7 separate regions of the Mus musculus genome follow, and regions 1, 2, 4, 5, 6 and 7 are each linked to region 3. The links are chromatin contacts, found by Hi-C in ENCODE. All regions are on one chromosome and are shown on one strand. The core of a region is the stretch at or near the end of the contact, and the rest is flanking DNA. Distances in the headings are between cores, read along the strand shown.

Region 1 (2,700 bases), core at 55-2,554, about 95 Mb after region 3:
TCAGCTCTGTGAGATGATAACCATTCTGTTTTAAGCCACTGCTTTAGTTTCCTGGAGCTGCTGTACCTGACCAATTACCTACCACGAATTGGTAGATTAAGGCAACTGGGATTTATCACAAGTTCAAAATCAAGGTGTTAGTGGGTCCAGACCCCTCTGAAGCCTCAAGGGAAGAGTCTGTTGTACACCTTTTTCTTTGTGCCCTGTGTTGCTGGTGATGCTTGGTGTCCATTGGCTTGTACCACCACCACCATCTCCTCCCCCTCCTCTTCCTCCTTCTTCATCTTCAAAGATTTTTTATGTAGGTGAGTACACTGTAACCGTCTTCAGAAACACCAGAAGAGAGCATCGATTCCCATTACAGATGGTTGTGAGCCACCATGTGGTTGCTGGAAATTGAACTCAGGACCTCTGGAAGAGCAGTCAGTGCTCTTAACCTCTGAGCCAACACTCCAGTTCTCGTTTTCTCTACCTCCTCTTCCCTTCTCCCTCCTCCTCCTCCTCCTCCTCCTCCTCCTCCTCCTCCTCCTCCTCCTCCTCCTCCTCCTCTATGTCTGTGTGTGTGTGTGTGTGTGTGTGTGTGTGTGTGTGTGTGTGTGCTGGTACCCCAAGTACTTCATTTTTGCCTCTTTCGAGTTTCAAGGCCTCCATCTGCTTTCCAGTTTGCTTCCCTGGATCCCACTGCTCTGCCCAGTTGCCCTCCATGCTGAGGCCAGCTTCCTGCTAAGGCAAAGGCTAAGGTTGCTGAGGGCTGCAGACCCCTGCAGTGTAGATACTCAAGCTCTACCCTCTTCTTGGCCAGGTTGGCATTTGGGATAGATAATGAAGTCATGTGGGGTCACTGAGGCAAGAAGAGACACTCTCAGAAGTCCCACTAGAGGAGCCTTACTGTGCAGGGCCACTGATTGGAAGACACTACTTGATCTCGTGAAGACTATGTGCCTCTCCCAGACCAGTTTTGTGGTGATCTTATTAGGATGACTGGAATGTCAGAGCATGGACCACAGCTCCCCGACTTGCTCACTGTAGGACCAGTCCACTCTAAACATGTCTCCCCACTTGCTGTCCTAAGACATGAGTTTGCTGGGGACTGGAGATGTAGCTCGGCAGTGCTTGCTTAACATGCGTGGAGCCCTTGGTTCCATCCTTAGCATCTCATAGGCCAGGCGCCATAGTTCATGTTTGTAATCCCACTTCTCAGCAAGTGGAGTTAGAAAGAGCAAGTGTTCACAGTCATCATTAGCTCTTCATTTCTTGGAAACACCAGTCCTGCAGAGAGCCAGGTGGAGCCCCAAATATGGCAAAGCAGCTGCCTGGGCTCGGTGGAGGAGGTAGGTGGGTAGAGGCACCATAGGTTTTGCAGTGTGCTTCCAGAAGAGAGGGGAAGAAAGGAGAGAGATGTCTTGACCCATCAGATGGCTTAGGCAGACTGCACATGAAGGAGGAGCCAACGCCCACCCCATCTCCAGGCAGAGAGTGGGTATTGCGTGCACTTTGTATTCTTCTGGCTGGCCCCTCACTCCAGCTTCTGCCTGGAAAATAGTCAGATAGTCTCCTTGGTCGCCCTTACATCTCTCCAATTTGCACTCTCAGGAGGCCTCTGCTGAGAAGGAAAGAGGGGTACAGCATCTCTGCCTGGCACCCTGCCAGTGCAGATCTGAGAGCCCCCCCCCCCCGCCACGTGCTCCCTATGGGCCCTGCCATCAGCAGCTGGGCACAGCATATGATCAGAGGCCAGCACTCACCACCTGGGGACTCTGACAACAGACACACAGAGCAGTGAGTGACCCTTCCTCACTAGCTTCCCAGGGTGTATGCTAGATATAAGGATGACCCACCCAGGATACCCCCAGAAAACATCTTAGCCACCTGGGCAAAATAAGGGTTTAATGTAGGCTGGTAAGTGCCACTTAGACACATGGTATAAGCCAGGCACTCTCTCTAGGCCTCGGGGTACCCATCTCAAAGCAAGTGTGAGCCTGGATGGACCAGTCCTTAACCAAACTGGTTCTTGCCTTCTCTGCTTTGCCTGGCTGTTCCATTAAAGTGATCAGGTTGCAGCAGGAATGTCCTTGCTTCCAGGTGCTGCCCCTTTCTACTCAACAGTGGGAAAGATGGGAGGAAAGGTAGTGTAGGGGGCTCTGGGGGCTACAGCCTTGGCTGGCTGTACAGGAAAAGAGAGTTCCCAGCTCTACCCTCTCTGTCACCTCTGCAACAGGGCCATGCTTGTTTCCGTGGTCTTCTCCACTATCAGAAAGCTGTCCCACATCCAAGAATCAGAGCCCATCCATCTCTCTGCAAGTACTATATAGATTGTTCAGAACAGAGACCAAGATGGTTTTTACATCACAGATAATAGAGGTAGCTCAGAAAAGTTGGTGGCTCCAAAGCCAGGAAGCAGGACCTCCTCCCCAACAGAGGGAGTAACCCAAGTGACACAAGCCAGCTCAAATTCATGTTGAGACTCATATAGGTGACTAAGAAAGGTTGCGACTGCTCCCCAGCTCAAGCCCATTGTGGATGTTTTGAGAGGGTTTCTGCACAATCTCTCAGATGACATGGTGGGAGCTGAGCCCAGACCAGCTGCTCCACACAGTGCCACCTTCTCAGCTTGACACTCCTGGCCTGACTCAGAGGTGCCACTTCTCAGCCACCTACTAGTTCATTGTGAAAGATGTGACTGGGGTCAGGCCCTCTCCT
Region 2 (2,700 bases), core at 23-2,522, about 95 Mb after region 3:
CAGTAAAATACAGTCTGATGTTGAGACAGGTTAAAATGGGTTTCTGAGGCTAGAGAGATGCTCAGTGGTTAAAAGCATTTACTGGGCTGGAGAGATGGCTCAGCAGTTAAGAGCACTGACTGCTCTTGAGTTCAATTCCCAGTAACCACATGGTGGCTCACAACCATCTGTAATGGGATCCGATGTCTTCTTCTGATGTTTCTGAAGATAGCTACAGTGGTGTATGCATATACATAAAATAAGTCTTTTTTTTTTTTTTAAAGCACTTACTGCCCTTGCAGAGGACCTAAATTTGGTCTTTAGCACCCACATAGTAGTTCACAGCCACTAGTAACTTCAGATGCAGGAGATCTGATGCCCTTTTGGCTCTGCAGGCACCGGCCATGCACATGGTGCGCACACTCACATGCAGGCAAATCACTCATCCATATAAAATATCTAACAAAAAAATTGTTCAAGGAGCTGGAGAGATGGCTCAGCAGTAGGAGAACTGGCTGCTCTTCCACAAAATCCAGGTTAATTCCCAGCACTCACATGGCAGCTCACAACTGTCTGTAACTCCAGTTTCAGGGGATCTGATGCCCTCACAGACATCCATGCATAGTTACAGATAGACAGACAGGCTAAACACCAATGCACATAAATCTTTTTAAAATGGGCACAGAAGTGGGCAGAGGCACCTGCTTGTAATCTCAGCATTCCCATACAGACATTCACACCACTAATAATAAACAAAAAATTTAAATAGGAAGAAATGCTTTTTAATTCAAAGAAGCTTAGTGGATAATGGATTAAAAATCCCAGAGGAATATAGTTCACTGAAAGCCCAGATTCCTCTTCTTAAAAAATGTGTGTGTGTGTGTGTGTGTGTGTGTGTGTGTGTGTGTTGGAGGGGGGAGGGGAGAGGCTCATTCAGTTTCCCTCCCATAACTCTTCTTGGAAAAACTATCTAAATGCCCCAGATTTTGATCCTTTCCCTGGAAGTCTCCTACCTACACTCTCTGCCCTTCAACTTGGGTTACTCAGCAGAGATCTACGGGTTCCCGCGGGTATCAGACTCATCGGAGGCAAGTGTGACAGTGTAGATTCCTGGTTCATCTGGGACAGAGATCTGATTTAGGTCTCAGGTGGGACTGGCTTATTTTCACCTGAATTTCTTTGGGAAGGGATTAGGAACGCTTGCAACAGTGCGGAGTCACGACCACCAGAGGGCGCTGCGGGCCGGGCTACACAGTTGCGCTTTGCGATCTTGTTTCTCTAGGCAGGTTGTCATCCAGGACTTGTTTGACAACAGAGCCGGGTGAGGCCTGTGCAGGTGAGCGGGAGCTTCCCCAGAAATCCAATTACCGGAAAGAGTCCAGGATGGACCTTGATTCTTGCTCACGCGTTGGGCTGGGAACAGGTCCCTGGGTTTCAGCTGCTTACCCTAACCTGAATTCAGGTGGGAAACCCGGGAACCATCCAGGATTCTGCTCCGTGGGCCTCATGAAACCCAGCTGTGAGTCACCTCGGAATGCCTAGGGAGCAGCACATAAAGTCGGCTAGCTCGGGATGGATGCCGGCCCGCTGTACCCTGCTTCCCGGAGCTGTGGTTAGCTTTGGTGATTCATTTCCCCTTCTGCTGCCCCAGAGGGGGCGCCGCCCTGGTTTGAGAGGGGGAGAAAAGATCTGGAGTGGAATGGAGGGGGAACAAGATGAGGCAGCCTTAAGGGACCACGTGGTCTAGCTCCGTTGAATTCCAAGATCTCAAGGAGACCTTTGTGGTCTGGGATCAGGTGATGTGGTATGTCTCACTTCAACGCCCTGCTTCTCGACGATGGCAGACAGCTTGGGGACGGCTCTGCAGAGTGCCCAGGGTTTCCAGCACTGGATACTGGTCTTTTTAAGGAAGGCTCTACTTGGCGCTGGAGACAATCCGGATTCCGGTTGGTGGCTGGTACAACCCACACTCTCCACTAAGGGATTCGCGGCCGCAGCTGCGCAAGCCAAGTCGGGAGGCGCAAAGGCTGTGGGAGGGGCTAGACGTCCGCCGGGCTCCGGGGCTGGTACTCGTGGGCGGGGCCCGGGCTGAGCCCAACTTTCCGGGTGGAGCGCAGCTTCGGTAGCGGCGGAGAGGGCAGGGCCGGGAAGCGCTGAGCCGCGCGGGACTCGGGAGGGACTAGAGCCCGGCGCCCGAAGCTGCCAGATCCACCGCGGGAGCCGAGCGGCAGCCAGAACAGCCAGAGCATCCTGAGAGGCTGCAGCCAGTCCGAGCTCGCGATTCCGCGTCCGCCGGCCTATCGGCGTCTATTCCCGGTCCAGTAAAAGGCTAAAGGGGGCTGGGGGAGGGGAGCGACGGCTGCAACCTCCGTTCCCACGCTCGGAATATTATCGACCCTGCCAGACCTGGTCCGGGCCTGAGCACCAAACACGCAGGCGGTCGGGGTCAGTCAGTGACCTCATCCTGACAGTCTGGGGACCAAAGATGGAAAAAGACAAACGGATTCGGTGTGAAAGCATCGCGTGAGCTTAGGGCGCGGAGAAGAGAGAAGGCCTCCCCTGGTGCGGGAGGTGCCCAGGGCTTACGAGGCCTGGGTGGACACCAGCCAGTCCGGCATCTTAGCAGCCACGACCTTCTTCCCTGACCAGAATTATCGGCTGGCTCAGAGTCTAGCACCTGAAGTGTTGCCCTCTCCTGTCCGAGGAATCAGGACCAGGCTC
Region 3 (2,700 bases), core at 89-2,588:
AGCAACCGCACTGGGCCCAGGAGCCTGGGCAGTCAGAGCTGGGCAGCTTCCCCAGTTGCCCTTTCCTTGGCAAGGCTACACTTGTTTGCACCCTCCATTTCCTTCCCACCCACCTCCTAGCAACACCAGTATAAGTGGGCAAATTTCCTAGTTCCTCTCTCCCAACTACTTCTTTGCCTTTGTTAGTTCTGCTTACGATATATCCCCTTTCCAATAGAAAGAATTCGTATTTGTCCTATAAGACTCAACTGAAGGACTGGAGAGATGGCTCAGCAGTTAAGAGCACAGACTGCTCTTCTGGAGGTCCTGAGTTCAAATCCCAGCAACCACGTGGTGGCTCACAACCATCCATAATGAGATCTGAGCTACAGTGTACTTATAATCAATCAATCAATCAATCAATCAATCAATCAATCTTTGGACTCTGAGCAAGCAGGACTGGAGTAAGAAGGAAAAAAAAAGACTCAACTCATGTCACCTGCTCACCCCTTTACTCCTTTGGGCATTTTGGTGACTCTGCCTGCATTCCCAAGGCATCTTGTATATCCACTTCTGAAACACCTGCTAATTCATCTTGTTACCATCCATCTGTTCACCTGACTGCCTTGCCTACTCAACTGTGACTTTCCTGAGGGCAGGAAATGGGCCTGAGTCACCTCTACAGCATCAGCACCATGTCTGGTAGAAACAAGGATAGAAAGAGTGAGCTTGGTCCTGGGAGACATGCTGGAGGGAGAGGGACCAAGAGGATGTGGGGCCTGCAAGGATCACAAGTTTGACAGTTTAGGACTCTGTCTTTGAAGTCGAGGTATCTCACCTGGGGATCCAGGAGACACACCCAGGTTTTCCTGGTGGGTGGAAGAGATCAGACACATCAGCTAGCCTCCATGGGCCTCACCTTTCTGTAGTACTTGACAGAGGCAGGGAAACAGGAAGGAGCACACAGAGATGTTGGGGCCATCCTGCCATCTACAATATACTTTCCAGCCCTTGTTCCTGGAAGGGTTGGGATGGCCTATGTCCCTCCAGAGACCAACTGAGTGTACCTAGAAGGACCTACCCTTCACCAGAGTGGCACTCAAAGGGCTGCCTCTCTTCTCTCTAAGGCCTACTATGAGTCCTACCCCCAGTAAAATGCAGGGAGATTTATGGCCATGATAAAGGATAAGAAATCCCATGCCCATTTGGCCCCAACCTTCCCCTGGTTCCCCAGAATGTCCCCCTGCCTCCTCAGCCATCATTGATCTTACCAGGGAAGGGTGATGCTGGATCCTGTCTGGCAGCTGGTGTGTGGTGAGGAACCAGAGCTCGTTCTGTCTATAGGGTGAGGGAATGACTGGCTGTCCTTTATCAGGACTGGCTGCTTTATGCCTCCATGGAGGCGGGGATGTAAGCTCCCACAGACCCCGCCTCCCACAATGACCCCACCCCTTTTTGTTCCACTTCCAGGAGAACAGCATCAACCTGTTTGAAGTGCCCCGCCTCAGGTCCTGTGGGGGTGGGTAAAAAGATGCCAGGCAGGTGTCTGTGTTGCTGGGGCTGAGACAGAAAGAAGGGGGACTGAAAGTTTGCTTATAGACTGGGGAGGAAGGGAGGCAGTGGGAATTGGCTGTGTGCGTGTGTGTATGCACTTATGCTTATTTGTGTGTGAGTGTGCATGTGAGTGTGTGTGTGTGTACTCATGCATGCGTGTAATTGTGTGCAGGGGTGATACAGGGTGGATCACTGCCCTGATGTCATCTGGAAGCACCTGCCATTCATCTGAGGCCTTGTGGAAATGATAAGTGATAAGAAATCCTGTATGTTCAGGGACTACAGGCAGCAGAGCAGCTGAAAATCTGCCCTTCAACTTTGTATGCATCAGCCTGCTGATTCTTACCTCTCTCTATGTGTATATGTGCCTTGGCTACACATGCATAACTTGGTACCAGTATGCACAGAAGTCTGAGGAGGCAGGATAGAGTGAGCTCATATGGCCTTCTATAATTTGGAAGCATCTCTAAGTATATGGAATATATGCTCACACACAGGCAGAGGTGGATCTCAGCGGTGAGATGACGGACAGCCCAGGATGTATGCTGTGGGCGTTCAGCTGTCTCCCTGTAGGTCATTCAGGAACTTTCTCTCTCTCTCTCTCTCTCTCTCTCTCTCTCTCTCTCTCTCTCTCTCTCTCTCTCTCTCTCTCTCTCTCATGTTAGTGCACTGCTGCTCTCTTCAGACATACCAGAAGAGGACTACATATTCTATTACTGATGGTTGTGAGCCACCATGTGGTTGCTGGGATTTGAATTCAGGACCTCTGGAGGAGCAGTCAGTGCTCTTAACCTCTGAGCCATCTCTCCAGCCCCCATTATCTTATTAAAGTTGCTCCTTGGAAATCACTTAAAAGAGGATTCTACACACACAGGCAGGTCTCTAAATTACAATTTATGTGATTTACTGCAAGGCCATATGAAGAAGCAGTTTCCTGGAGATTTCCTTAGGGACTGGTAGGAGTGAGGAAAGAGTCTCACACTCTGCAAAAATATCTTTAAAACTTTATTACTTTACTTTCTCAGAATCCTTCCACACTTTGTTCTGCCTCTCTGGTCCCCATCCTTCACCCCTTTTCTTTCCTCCATTCCCTTCCACTTCTCACCTGGCACAGCTATCAGCATCTTAGACAGACAGCTCTAGCTCCTGTTTGCTGTCAGGTGCCCA
Region 4 (2,700 bases), core at 13-2,512, about 95 Mb after region 3:
GAATGGTCTTCAAACTTGGAGGTTTACAGCTTCAACTTCACGTTCAAGTCCTTTTCTGTTCTCCTAAATTCAGGAAATTGACCTACTTCTGACGGTTCACCTACTTCATTACCACCGAAGACTTTGTCACCACCGAAGACACCAGGCTCCTCAAAAGAGTGCTCTACTGGACAGTGCAGTGGAGTGGAGGCTACTTCTGGCTTCACCGCTTTCCAACAGAAAGGTCCTTGGTGCTGACTGACAGATTTCTTTTCCCAAACCCCGCCCAAACACAGCTTGCTATTATGCCACAATCACCACAGGTTGTGGGTGAAATTACTCACAGTGGCCCACAGAAACACCTCACAACCTACCCTCCCGAATCACCTCAGGTGCGCCCTTCCCCCACACCCTTCAGAAGATGGCCTCGGGCCCTCGGGCCTTCCCAGGCCTGGGTCCTGTGGCCACCTCCTCGCTACCGACAGACAGGAGTTAGTCCCAGAGCCTGGGAGAACAGAGGAAAGTGGCGAGTGCACCACCAGATCCGATCGGGCGTTGCCTGCAGCTCGCAGATGCCTTTGTCCCTCCCCGTGGAATTGGAACTCAACCACCGCAGCGCGCTCTTGGAACCATGTGCTGCCTCCGCTGCCGCTGCCGCCGCCGCCGCCGCCGCCCGCCCGCGCCGCGACACGACACGACACGCCGCGCCTCAACAGACGATGACAGGCTGGGCGTCACGAGATTCAGCGTTCAGTACGGCTTTGCGGCCGGTGCTGCCCGCGCCACCGCTACCTCAGCCACCGCTTTGTCTCCGTAAGCGCACGCAGCGCGAATCACCTCGCTCACTCCCGACGGCCCGGCCGCCGAGGCCTCCAGCGCACCTTCGGCCAATCACAGAGCTCGAAGTCTTCCCGCCCCCGCCCTGAGACTCCACCTTCTGATTGGCGAGCGACGTCGGTCCACGTGACCGGATCTTGTTTGGCCGGTCCGCCCCCATCACGTGAGGGCGCGCGCCTCTCTTCCTGCTTTCCTGACCCCTCTCGGCCATTTAAAGGAACAGTACCGGGGGCGGGCCGAGAGACGCAGCCGGGACGGTAGCTGCAGAGCAGAGCGGAGGAGCCATCTTGTCTTGTCGCCGGGGAGTCAGGCCCCTAACTCGAAGAAGCCCTGGCGCGCCCTCCCCCCCTCCCCGGTCTGGTAGGGCGAAGGAGCGGGCGTGCGGTCGATCGAGCGATCGGTTGGCGGCTCTTTCTCCTGCTCTGGCATCCAGCTCTTGGGGCGCAGGCCCGGCCGCCGCGGCGCGCGCCCGGTGGCCGTTGGCGCTCGCGCCGCGTCTTTCTTCTCGTACGCAGAACTCGGGCGGCGGCCTATGCTTTTGCGATCCGACGAGGGGTCGTCCGGGTGGTTGGCGGCGGCGGGCAACTCCGCCCCGCTCCCGGGGAGGCGGCGGGGGAAGCTGGGGTGGCCGGGGCTGGCCTGGAGGCCTGGCGCCACCCCTCGGGGCCTGCTAGGACCCAGTTGGAGGGTCAAGAGGGAGCTGGAGGATGGTTGGTGGTGGGCTTCCTCCTTTGCCTTTTCCTACTTATGCCACCTTAGTGGGGAGCGAGAGCGCTGGCGGCAGCTCCGGGGTGGGGATTCGAGCTCCGGAGTCGGAAGATCTGGGTTTGCTTCCGGGCCTAGCCACTCGCTGGCCGAGTGACCTTAGGCAAGTCACTCTGTAATCTGTCTGCGCCTCAGTTTCCTCCTCTGCCTATCAGTGTGTGTATGGAATTGGAAGCTCTCTTCAAAAGTGTCGGTTTACAGAAAGATGATTATTGTTTTTTTTTCCTTTGAGTTGCAAGAAGTCATAACAATTGCTCATTCCCTGAAATTAAATTCGGGAACCTTTTATTGGAGTTGGAGATGGGAAGGTTCCCTGAACTTCTTCTGTACAGAAACACGTGGGAAAGTGTTTTCTAGGGGGATGAGTAGATCCTTCAGTAGCGAGTTTTCAAAGGGGGCTATGACCCAGAAGAGTTTAGAACAGTTTTTGCCACCGGGAGGAAACTGAGGCCTACATGTCATCTGGGACCCTTCACAACCAATATGAAGCCCCCATTTGAGTCCCTGGTATATGTGAGCTGCTTCTTACTGCATAATGGCTGTTTCAGGTACCATCACTTCACTGCTTGGCTTTTAGTCAAAGCCCTTTCCTTTCACCATAGGGTGCCTGAAGGGTGGCTGATGCCTATGGTACAATGGCACCCACTAGAAAGCAGCTACAATTAGGAGTGAATGTGTCCTCGAGTAACAAGAAGTGTAATCTCTGGCCCAGCGATTGTTTTCTGCTGCTCGTACTGGTGCCTGACTACTTTTCTCTCGTTAACTATTTTTTTACAACCATGATTGACACCCATTATTTGCTCCTATTTTATATCCCTGGTTTTCGTGGTTGATAGTGAACAGGATTATTTTTAAATGGTGCTGCCAAAACCAGTTAATAGTGCACATGGATTTTTAGCAAGAGGGCTACTTGGAACAGACTGAACCAGGCGTTGGATTCCTGAAAATGTTTGGGGTTTTTTTTTTTTTTTTTTTTTTTTTTTTTTTGGGGGGGTTTTTTGTTTTGTTTTTTAAATTGAAGGCTAAAGTTTTTGAAAAAACTTTGTTGGACTCTGGCTGGGACACAAAATCAGATATTTGGAATCATTTTGAAGCTTAACTTTTTCCTAACCAGCCTTG
Region 5 (2,700 bases), core at 152-2,651, about 95 Mb after region 3:
TACAGCACAGCTAGTGGAAACTCATGTTCTCTGCTCAGCTGTGTGACTTCCAACATTAATGACCTCAAAGTCAACTGAGAGCAAGTAGAAAAGAGCCTTGGTGATGGTCACCTGGAACTGCAGCATTCAGGAGGTAGAAGAGAAAGGTGGGGCCCTTGCTTTATGGGTCCTGCCCCCCAACAAAGAGCTGAGGAAACAAACTACAGGGTTTTTTGTTTGTTTGTTTTGATTTAATTTTTTCCTTGTCACAGAAACAAAGCTGTTTTCTTAAAATTAACCTTTGAGAAATCAGGATTTCCCAGGCAGGCCAGTTTCAGCTAGCATAAGGTCATGGCCTAACTTATCCTCTCAGAATGAAAAGTCATTCAGGTAACCTCAGGCCAATCAGTTATTTTTCCACTGTTCTGTCTCCCTGTTCCTGCCTTCCAAGGAATGTGACTTCCAAGTGACATTTGGTTTTGTTTCTGCTCTCTTCAGTCCCTTCAGAGGTAAAGTTAAAATGCAAAGCTTGTGGGAATGACAAATAAAGGCATTTGTTATAGAGTTGCAAAGATAGTAAGAAGCGATCACAGACAGTAGGACATGGTAGAGCAGACCTGGAAGCTGAAGCAAGATGTGGTGTTCCTGACCAGACTACTGGAACTCTTTCAAGAGTTTCAAGAGGGGGAGGGGGAGGGGGGGGGAGAGGGGAGGAGAGGAAACAGAAACGTCATCTCCATTTTTTACATTTTACAACCAACCAGGCTTTTGGCATCTAGTTAATTTGTAGCCGTGAAACCTGAGACTCGAGGAAAACCAGTTTTGTTCATCATTAGACAGCAAGTTCTGAAGGCTGATATTTCTGGTGGATTACACTTTCTGGAGAAAGTTGGCAAATATAGGTGGGGCGCTGGTTAAATTCTGGGTTATAAACGTGGAACAGAGTCCACAAGTAGATGAGTGGAAGGTGCCACAACAAGCCTAGGAAGCTTGGCCTCTCTACGTGGTGACAAGACTCAAACAATCTTACCTCCTTCCCTCAGTGCCCCCGAAATCTTTCAGGGCAGAGCCGCGGACGACCCTCTCCAAGAAAGAGAGGGCCCTTCATGATTCCGGACCTTGGTAGCAACGGCTTCTCCTCGCGGAACAATGGGCAGTTCGGGGCTTAGGGGGACCCCGCGACTGATTCTGTACCTCGAAGGACTACGCAGTTCCCAGGCGTTTGGGAAAAGCTGGGTGGGCTGCCTGTCTTCACAGAAATGCGCCAAGTAGCCAGAAGGACCATTGCTACACCCACCGCCTGCACGCCCCGCCCACTCACCCTTCGTCTCCTAGGCAACACGCCCAACAGAGCCTCACAAAGAACGCCTAAAGACTGTCACGCGGTCTGCTTGCCGGTTGTCTCCCAGGCAACGCACTCCAGTGTAGATAGTTGCTCTGCGACCGCGTGTCTTTCCACCATGGTTTTAGGTCTTGCTAGCTTTCCTGAGTCGCTCTCTAGCCAGTCAGAGACCGCTACACAGCCCAGAAGGCCTTCAGTCAAATGGGACTTGGGCTCGGATTACAGGAAAGGTACCGAAGAGACTACCGCTTCTGGTTCGAACTTCCGGCGCGAGAGACTGGACAGCCAGCCGGATCTTGGCCTCCACGTCCAACCACAGATCTACTTCCTGCGGCCGCGGTCCCCACTCCCCAAGTTGTTATTCAGGTGTGGCTCGGGTATACAAAGCAGTTGTCAGACCCGGGACCCCGTAAGGGAATCCGACTCACTTTGTTCCAGCCGTGTCCCCCCCCCAACCTCCGCCCTTAGATGTTCCTCTGATCGCAGCAATGTCTCCGATCGCAGGATTTTTCAGACTCAGGCCAACCCGTAGGACCTTCAGAAGCCCGTTTTCTGGGCCGAAGGCACTGTCCCGTTTCTAGCCTTCCGAATGAATCCTGACCCTGGCGTAGTGTAGGCTTGACGTCTGCAATTGGTCTCAGGCTCCAATCGACTTGGCAACTCCAGGCCTTCCCATTCTCCAGCGTCCTTGAAAAGCCTTCAGTTCCCCAATGTTTGACTCCAATCCTGTCCCCCTTCTTCAACCGGCATCAGCCAAGGATGTAACAAGTCCTACAGAGGATTTATTATGGAAACACAATTTGTTTCAAAAATGACCAGTATTTATTACTTGATAAATTTGGTGCATCACTAAGTAAAGAGGGTCTTTAAATATTTAGTCTCTTTTTGGTTGAAAATAGGACTTAGACTTGTGTGTAAATTCCTGACCGTTGACTCTGTCTTCCCATCCGCACCTGGGTATGTTGAGTCATCCTGCATAAAAACCAGAAAAGTGGAACTGGGTAGCTTTCAATGTTCGTTCCTTTGTATTAGCAAGCACAGCCTGACCACAGTTGTTCCTAACTCATAGGAAAATGAACTGGAGAACGTTATTAGAATCCCCCTAAAGGTGCTTTGTTTTCTTCTTAACTGAACGTGGTTGCACACGATTGTAATCAAGCACTCAGGTGCTGGAGGCAGGAGGATTGGAAATTCAAGGTCACTCTCAGTTCAAGAGGGAGTTCTAGGCCAGCCTGGATACACGAGACCTTGTCACAAAATATACATCTTTTTGTTTGTTGGGTTTGGTGGTGGTGGTGTTTTCTGTTTTTTTGTTTTTGTTTTGTTTTTGTTTTGTCTGACTATGAATGTATTTTATGATGATCTTATTCTGATGTGCT
Region 6 (2,700 bases), core at 17-2,516, about 95 Mb after region 3:
AACCTCCACAGCCGGCGTCTTCGTCGGTTTGGCGCATTTCTTCTGCCTCCCCCGCAAGGGGCTTCCTTCTCTAGGTCTTATTTTCCAATATATAAGGTGAGAGGACCACCTCTTGGGGCTGTGGGAGGAAACAAAAAGACTTTAAATGGACACAGGTCCTCTCTTTGGGTGTGTAAAGGTTGGTCTTGGAGAAATCTGAGTTGGAGCTCTCTGAGAGACTACAGGAGCCAGCTCAGCCCTACCTCAGTTCCACATTATAGTGTTAGCAGAGATTAGAATCCCTGCTAGGTGGGATGAACCTCGACTCCATTACCCATAGGCTTTTGTCTCATCTGTATAAGGGAACAGTCAAATCTCATTAAGTTGTTATGGATATTATAATCTGATACACAACACACAACACACACACACACACACACAAGAAATACGTTGGTGCTTTTATGGTTTTTATTTGATTTACAGTTTTTATTTATCAAGCTGGACTCCAGACTTTATCTGCCCAGGCTCCACCCTACTTTTTTCTTAGGCAAGACCAGTAGGGCGGCTCCACAGCCTCCAGGATGACAGGGAAGCTTTCCCTCCAGGGTCTGAGCTCTTGGGTCTCCTGGTTGACTCTTTGTATTGTCTCCTTGGGATCTTCAGTTTCCCCCATTTGTTGAGTTGCGAGGTTCATACTCCCTATTTAGAACTTCGGGGGTCTCAGAGGCAGACTTTAAAGAATTTGGGAGAGCATGCTACATATATGAGCAAGGAAGGTACGATATGATTGATCCTGCTCCATCTCAGATGTCCTGGGCGACTCAATAATTGTCAAAATGCTGCTGGTCACCCAGTCTCCTTACCCTGAGGTGGCACAGACCAGGTGTCCCGAAAGCGCCCTTTGAGCGTTGAGTTGACTGGGCAGTCTGTGTACTAAGGCGCCTAGTGGGTGGAGTCCGGAGAAAGGATGTGGTCTCAAGAACAAAAAGGAGGGCAGGGAGGGGCTGTCAGGACCGCTCAGGGCTTACAGGATCCCAAGATACTTATTTGCCCGGTTTGTGGCACATTCCGGACTTTGGCTTAGAGCCTGTATCCTGGTGAAGCCCACCCGAGGATGTCTAGGACCTCGCAACAGCAGTCCCCAAAACTACAATACCCAACATGCCTGTACAGTGAGGGGCTGGAGTCTTTTGGGGGCGGGTCCTAAAAAATTGAATTTTCCCAATGGGACCAGAGCAGGGGCGTGTCTCAACAGAGAATTGGCTGGGACAGCTTGGCAGGGCGGAGCCAGCCATCTGGCTGGCGCCGCGGGACAGGCGTCTGCAGCAGAGTCCAGGGTACGTTGCTGAACCGGCCTGGGCTCCTGGGCTGCGGCTCCTCCCGTCGGTCTGCCGGTCTCTACTGCATCTACCGGGTCCCGACCAAACTAACACGAAACTGCGCCGGAACGGCGGGCCGGACTGAGAGGTGGGTATGAGGATCTCGGGTCTACTCTAGGAGTCCGGATGAGTCCGGGGAAGGGGGTGTGAAACCTGGATGTCTGGACAGGGATTCTGAAACTCCCAGGTCCGGGAACCCTAGCCAAATCACGAGAACTCCAAAGACACATGGTTGAAGTTCTGAGACCCTGGGGAAAGAGTCTTGAAGAGACTCTATGGACTTGGAAGAGGCTTCTCGATCCCCAGAGACACTAATCTATAGGGAGCTGATACCTCGAGGAATCTTTCCCAGATCCTGACCCATCTCTCGCAGGGCCTTAACAATCCCCAGGACTGAAAACTCTGTAGCATGAAGCCATGAGAATGGTGGCAAGCAGTGGCAGGAATTTCTGAGCAGACAGTCCCGAGTATCACCTAGGTTTGGAACTAACAACACCCTTACCCAACATGAAGAAGCATAGCATGTCCACAATACTTAAGATTGGGCACTGGGGAGGGGTAGTTACCCCAGACAGAGTATCTAGACTAGGAGGTAAAGACTCTAGCAGTGCCTTCCAACTCCAACTAGTGCGCACTGGGACTCCCCCAGACCCATTCACCGGATGGGGTGACTCACACCAAGTGACTGTTGTAGAGAGGGAGTGGATGATTTCGGGATGAATCAATGGAGGTGGGGGGTCCAGAGGCCATTTCAGTCACCACATTAGCAAAACATCCAGGTGTGCTAGACCATGGAACCACAAATTCCAGAGACACTGGGGACTCCAGGAAGGAGTGATTTGGGCTAGAGACTGGCACCAGATTTAGGAATCCATTTTGACGGTCAGTGGTTGAACAAGAAACAAACAGCCTGGAGTCTTGGGCAGCATCTTGGAAGGGGACTTCAGAAGGCAGAAGTCACCAAGATTTGTGTTAGGTTCTTTCTGCCCTTTGAGTCTGAGTTTTTCTGACCCCCTGTGATGAATCTTTGACCATCTCCCATCCTCTCAGTTTGCCTGAAGTCCAGAGGTTGGGTGGGTCAGCTTCCCAAGGCCCTTCCAGTTGGAAAGTGAACTGTGAGTGAATTCTGAGTGTGTGAATGGACAGGGAGAGAGGGACACCTGGCTCCCCAAGGTCAGGTCTGCTGACATCAGGGAGGAAAGGAGTCAAAACTGAAGGCTGGCTCCAAGAACTGCCAGACACAGGTAGCTCCCATACCTGTGGGAATGACAGTCTTAGTAAGAATTGGATATGGGCTCAGCCCACAGCCAGACGCCCAGCTTGTGGAGGTGGGTGGAGGGGC
Region 7 (2,718 bases), core at 107-2,606, about 95 Mb after region 3:
TCCTGCTTGGCATACAGTAGGAAGACAAAATGGCCCTGGCCCTGTGACCAGGTATCACCATGGAAGTAAGATCAAAGTGGCGAGGGCTCTAGCAGGAGAAGGCTATGAACTCTATTGTGTGAGCCAGAAGTAGTAACTGGGGGGCGGGAGGCAGTCTGATGGTATAGGCTGGACAAGAGGCTGCTAGGCTACAGCTGTCAGAGTCCACCCACTCACTAGTCAAACTTGTCACTAGCGGGGAGTCCGCAGGCTCTTGGCCAGAGCTGGGAAGCAGATAAGCACAGCAGGGCTGCTGTGGGCTCTGGCTTCCAGTGTGGTTTCCTCTCTGTCTAGCCTACGGCCAAGATCTGGCTAGGCAGCCAGCAATGGACAGCAAGGAGGTGGCCACAAGAAGTCAAACCTGAGAATTGTGTACATTAACTTCCATTAGCCTCCTGCCCATGATCACCCTCGGTTAGAGAAGAAGCAACAGTGCAGTGAGGCAAAGGACCCCGTAGACACCCGTGGGACACGGGCCCTCAAACCTGAGCCTCCTCACTTCCACAGAGGAAGCAGAGCATGCCAACTGAGATGTGAGAGCTTCAGGTGTGGCTCCCAGAGAGCAGGGAAGATCAGACGCAGAGACCTGGGTCTTAGTGGGGAGGCTGGTCTTCCTTTCTCTTCAGCTAGATGCCATGGTCTTTACCATGCCTGCTCTGCAGGTAGAGGGAAAAGGCTGTCCACTCCATTTGGTTTATTTGTTTGTATTCTGGGCTTGCCTCAAGCCCAATAAATAAGCTAAGGGTGATCAGAACTTCTGCTTCTCCAATGCTGGGATCTCAGGTATGTGTTGGAATGTGCCACTATGACCATGCAGTGCTGGGAATCCGACTTAAGGTCGTGCGCGTAACTCAGTGGCAAGCCTTCTGCCACTGAGTTACATCGGCAACCCTGGGGGTCAACTCTCACTCCCAAGCAGAGCTGGTAGTAGTGACCATAAGCAGATGGCAGAGTGAACACCACAGTTCCTACAGGCAGAAAGACGCTTAAGGGGCATCCCTTTTCAGTGGGCACCAGAGAGCTGTCAACATTTTGGGGTAAGGAAAGCTATGAGAGCAGCCCGGTCCAGCCTTGTGGAGTCGCACCTTAGAAGACGTCGTTTGCTAGAGCTTTCCAGCTTCCTCTTGGTTAGGATGAGGATCCAGACCCAAGTAGCTCCTCAGGTGTATGAGCAAGCATTCTGGCTCCAATCCAGGGCCTCTGCGCGTCTCGCCCCGCCCCTCGGGCTCCTTTAAGAGGCGGGTCTTGGCCGCCAGCCCCGGGGCCTCGGCCAAAGACTGGGACTTTACTCCAGCGGCTGCGGCGGCGGCAAACGAGTCGGAGCTCCATCAGCTGCCGCAGGCACCGCGCCCCAAGGCTGAGCCACGATGAGCGGCAGAGTCGGTGACCTGAGCCCCAAACAGGAGGAGGCACTGGCCAAGGTGAGCTTGCTCTTGGTCTGTCTGTGGCCCTCGCTCCTGGCTGAAAAGCGGCTGTAAGGGACTGTCCTCGCGGGCGGGCGACTGATCGCCCCCGCTTGGCTAGTGCCCAGCGGACCGCTTCTCCTTCAGGGTGAGGACCTCGGGAAGTTTGGTCATCGCGATCTTCAGCATGAGCAGCCCCAGAGGTGCCCCCTTGGGAAGAAGTGGTTGCTTGGAAGCCTTGGGAGGCAGCTGAGGGCACAAAGGCAACATTCATCCTCCGGGCTGGCAGGGACTGGTAGCAGGGCCGTGGGACAGGGGCAGGGCCCCAGGTTTCCTCCCATTTCCGGGAGGTTTTTCTCTTTTGGGGCAGTGGCATATGGAAGGGTCCCTGACAGTTCCTTGGCAAACTCCCCCTAGCTCTTTCAAGGCACTAAGTCACTGTGCGACCTTGGGCCAAACCCTGTCCTGTGTGCTGTGCTCTTCGATGAAATTAGAGGAGTTGTCTGTCGGGCACCTCTTGTGTGTGAAGTCTAAGATGTCCGGGATTCACTAGGTTGGAATCCTTTCGGAGAGAAGAGCTCTCCCCACCCTGGCAACCCAGACCCTTGCCTGAACTTAGTGATGCCACTCAAAAGGAAAGGACCTGACCAGGCTTTGCCTTGGCACCTGGGCAGACAGGGACTTATCTACTCCATTCAAGTTCGGGAGCTGGCACTTCTGGCCAAAAGACTTTATCTCCTCAGTTGCACGGGATCAGAATTGATGGGGTCCAGCCCCAGTGTTCCCAGTTGTGCAGTTTCTTATTTATTCCAGAGTGTGGCAGCAGATGTGGCTGCTGTGTGTGACTTTTTTCCCATGCCAGGTTTGCTGCTGACGTGCAGGCTAAGTCTGTTGGGCATAGGTTTGGTGGGGATTAAGCCAGGGGCTAGGTGAGGTCCTTGGTGAAGGGTGGCCTTCTGCTTGTTGTTTAGATGACCATTGTCCTAACTCTGGGAGCTGCTTTTGGGGGATGGGAGGGTCTGATTAGACCTAGCTGACCTAAGGCAAAGGGCAGAGGTGGCCAGTCCTCATTGGTCCTCTCTGGAGGTGTCCTACAGGTCAGTAACCAGATAAAGGTCTCTGCTGTTGTAGGAGGCTTGGGGCTGCCTGTTTACTACTGGGTAGTGAGAGATCAGGGATAGGGGTGGCTATCCTGGGTCACTGTCCACCTCCCTTGGTGGCTTTCCTAGTATGTTTCCCTTTTGTGGCCACCTGCAGGAGCTGTCTGCTCCATCAT

What was found. A loop is a pair of places that touch in the nucleus more often than their neighbours do.
Region 1: a loop to region 3 is called in a map of regulatory T cell, with 25 times the contacts of the local background. The contact joins the enhancer-like site here to the promoter of Gsdma in region 3. A Hi-C loop is called at or near these places in 2 of 37 maps with a recorded cell type or tissue (T-helper 17 cell and regulatory T cell).
Region 2: a map of T-helper 17 cell shows a loop between it and region 3 (13-fold over the local background). The contact joins the promoter of Slc35e4 here to the promoter of Gsdma in region 3. A Hi-C loop is called at or near these places in 4 of 37 maps with a recorded cell type or tissue (T-helper 1 cell, T-helper 17 cell, T-helper 2 cell and 1 more).
Region 4: a map of regulatory T cell shows a loop between it and region 3 (31-fold over the local background). The contact joins the promoter of Tug1 here to the promoter of Gsdma in region 3. A Hi-C loop is called at or near these places in 5 of 37 maps with a recorded cell type or tissue (T-helper 1 cell, T-helper 17 cell, T-helper 2 cell and 1 more).
Region 5: a loop to region 3 is called in a map of T-helper 2 cell, with 17 times the contacts of the local background. The contact joins the promoter of 4921536K21Rik here to the promoter of Gsdma in region 3. A Hi-C loop is called at or near these places in 3 of 37 maps with a recorded cell type or tissue (T-helper 1 cell, T-helper 2 cell and regulatory T cell).
Region 6: a map of T-helper 17 cell shows a loop between it and region 3 (31-fold over the local background). The contact joins the promoter of Smtn here to the promoter of Gsdma in region 3. A Hi-C loop is called at or near these places in 3 of 37 maps with a recorded cell type or tissue (T-helper 1 cell and T-helper 17 cell).
Region 7: a loop to region 3 is called in a map of regulatory T cell, with 16 times the contacts of the local background. The contact joins the promoter of Sec14l2 here to the promoter of Gsdma in region 3. A Hi-C loop is called at or near these places in 3 of 37 maps with a recorded cell type or tissue (T-helper 1 cell, T-helper 17 cell and regulatory T cell).

What each region holds. Positions count from the first base shown.
Region 1 is chr11:3,730,309-3,733,008 of GRCm38, reverse strand. The region is part of intron 2 of Osbp2 (oxysterol binding protein 2); the gene reads left to right. Among named protein-coding and RNA genes, the nearest start is that of Gm51881, 9.8 kb to the left of the region's middle. Within about 2 kb of position 1,304, at least 1 of the 3 ENCODE cell types and tissues checked has a DNase peak (open chromatin) inside an H3K27ac peak, as active enhancers do.
Region 2 is chr11:3,913,236-3,915,935 of GRCm38, reverse strand. It overlaps Slc35e4 (solute carrier family 35, member E4), which reads left to right and starts at 1,272. Exons shown (of 2, transcript NM_153142.3): 1 at 1,272-2,700.
Region 3 is chr11:98,662,989-98,665,688 of GRCm38, reverse strand. Gsdma (gasdermin A) reads right to left here and starts at 1,338. Exons shown (of 12, transcript NM_021347.4): 1 at 1,251-1,338.
Region 4 is chr11:3,647,376-3,650,075 of GRCm38, reverse strand. It overlaps Tug1 (taurine upregulated gene 1), which reads left to right and starts at 1,262. Exons shown (of 4, transcript NR_002321.2): 1 at 1,262-1,323. It overlaps Morc2a (microrchidia 2A), which reads right to left and starts at 639. Exons shown (of 27, transcript NM_001159288.2): 1 at 1-639.
Region 5 is chr11:3,893,827-3,896,526 of GRCm38, reverse strand. 4921536K21Rik (RIKEN cDNA 4921536K21 gene) reads left to right here and starts at 1,401. Exons shown (of 3, transcript NM_026150.3): 1 at 1,401-1,687. The coding sequence starts at 1,440. It overlaps Dusp18 (dual specificity phosphatase 18), which reads right to left and starts at 1,287. Exons shown (of 2, transcript NM_173745.5): 1 at 1,010-1,287.
Region 6 is chr11:3,537,858-3,540,557 of GRCm38, reverse strand. It overlaps Smtn (smoothelin), which reads left to right and starts at 1,266. Exons shown (of 20, transcript NM_001284427.1): 1 at 1,266-1,446. Gm11946 (a long non-coding RNA gene) reads right to left here. Exons shown (of 6, transcript XR_001780145.2): 3 at 843-2,700; 4 at 1-118.
Region 7 is chr11:4,117,367-4,120,084 of GRCm38, reverse strand. It overlaps Sec14l2 (SEC14-like lipid binding 2), which reads left to right and starts at 1,356. Exons shown (of 12, transcript NM_144520.2): 1 at 1,356-1,460. The coding sequence starts at 1,407. Gm51934 (a long non-coding RNA gene) reads right to left here and starts at 1,736. Exons shown (of 3, transcript XR_003949841.1): 1 at 1,125-1,736.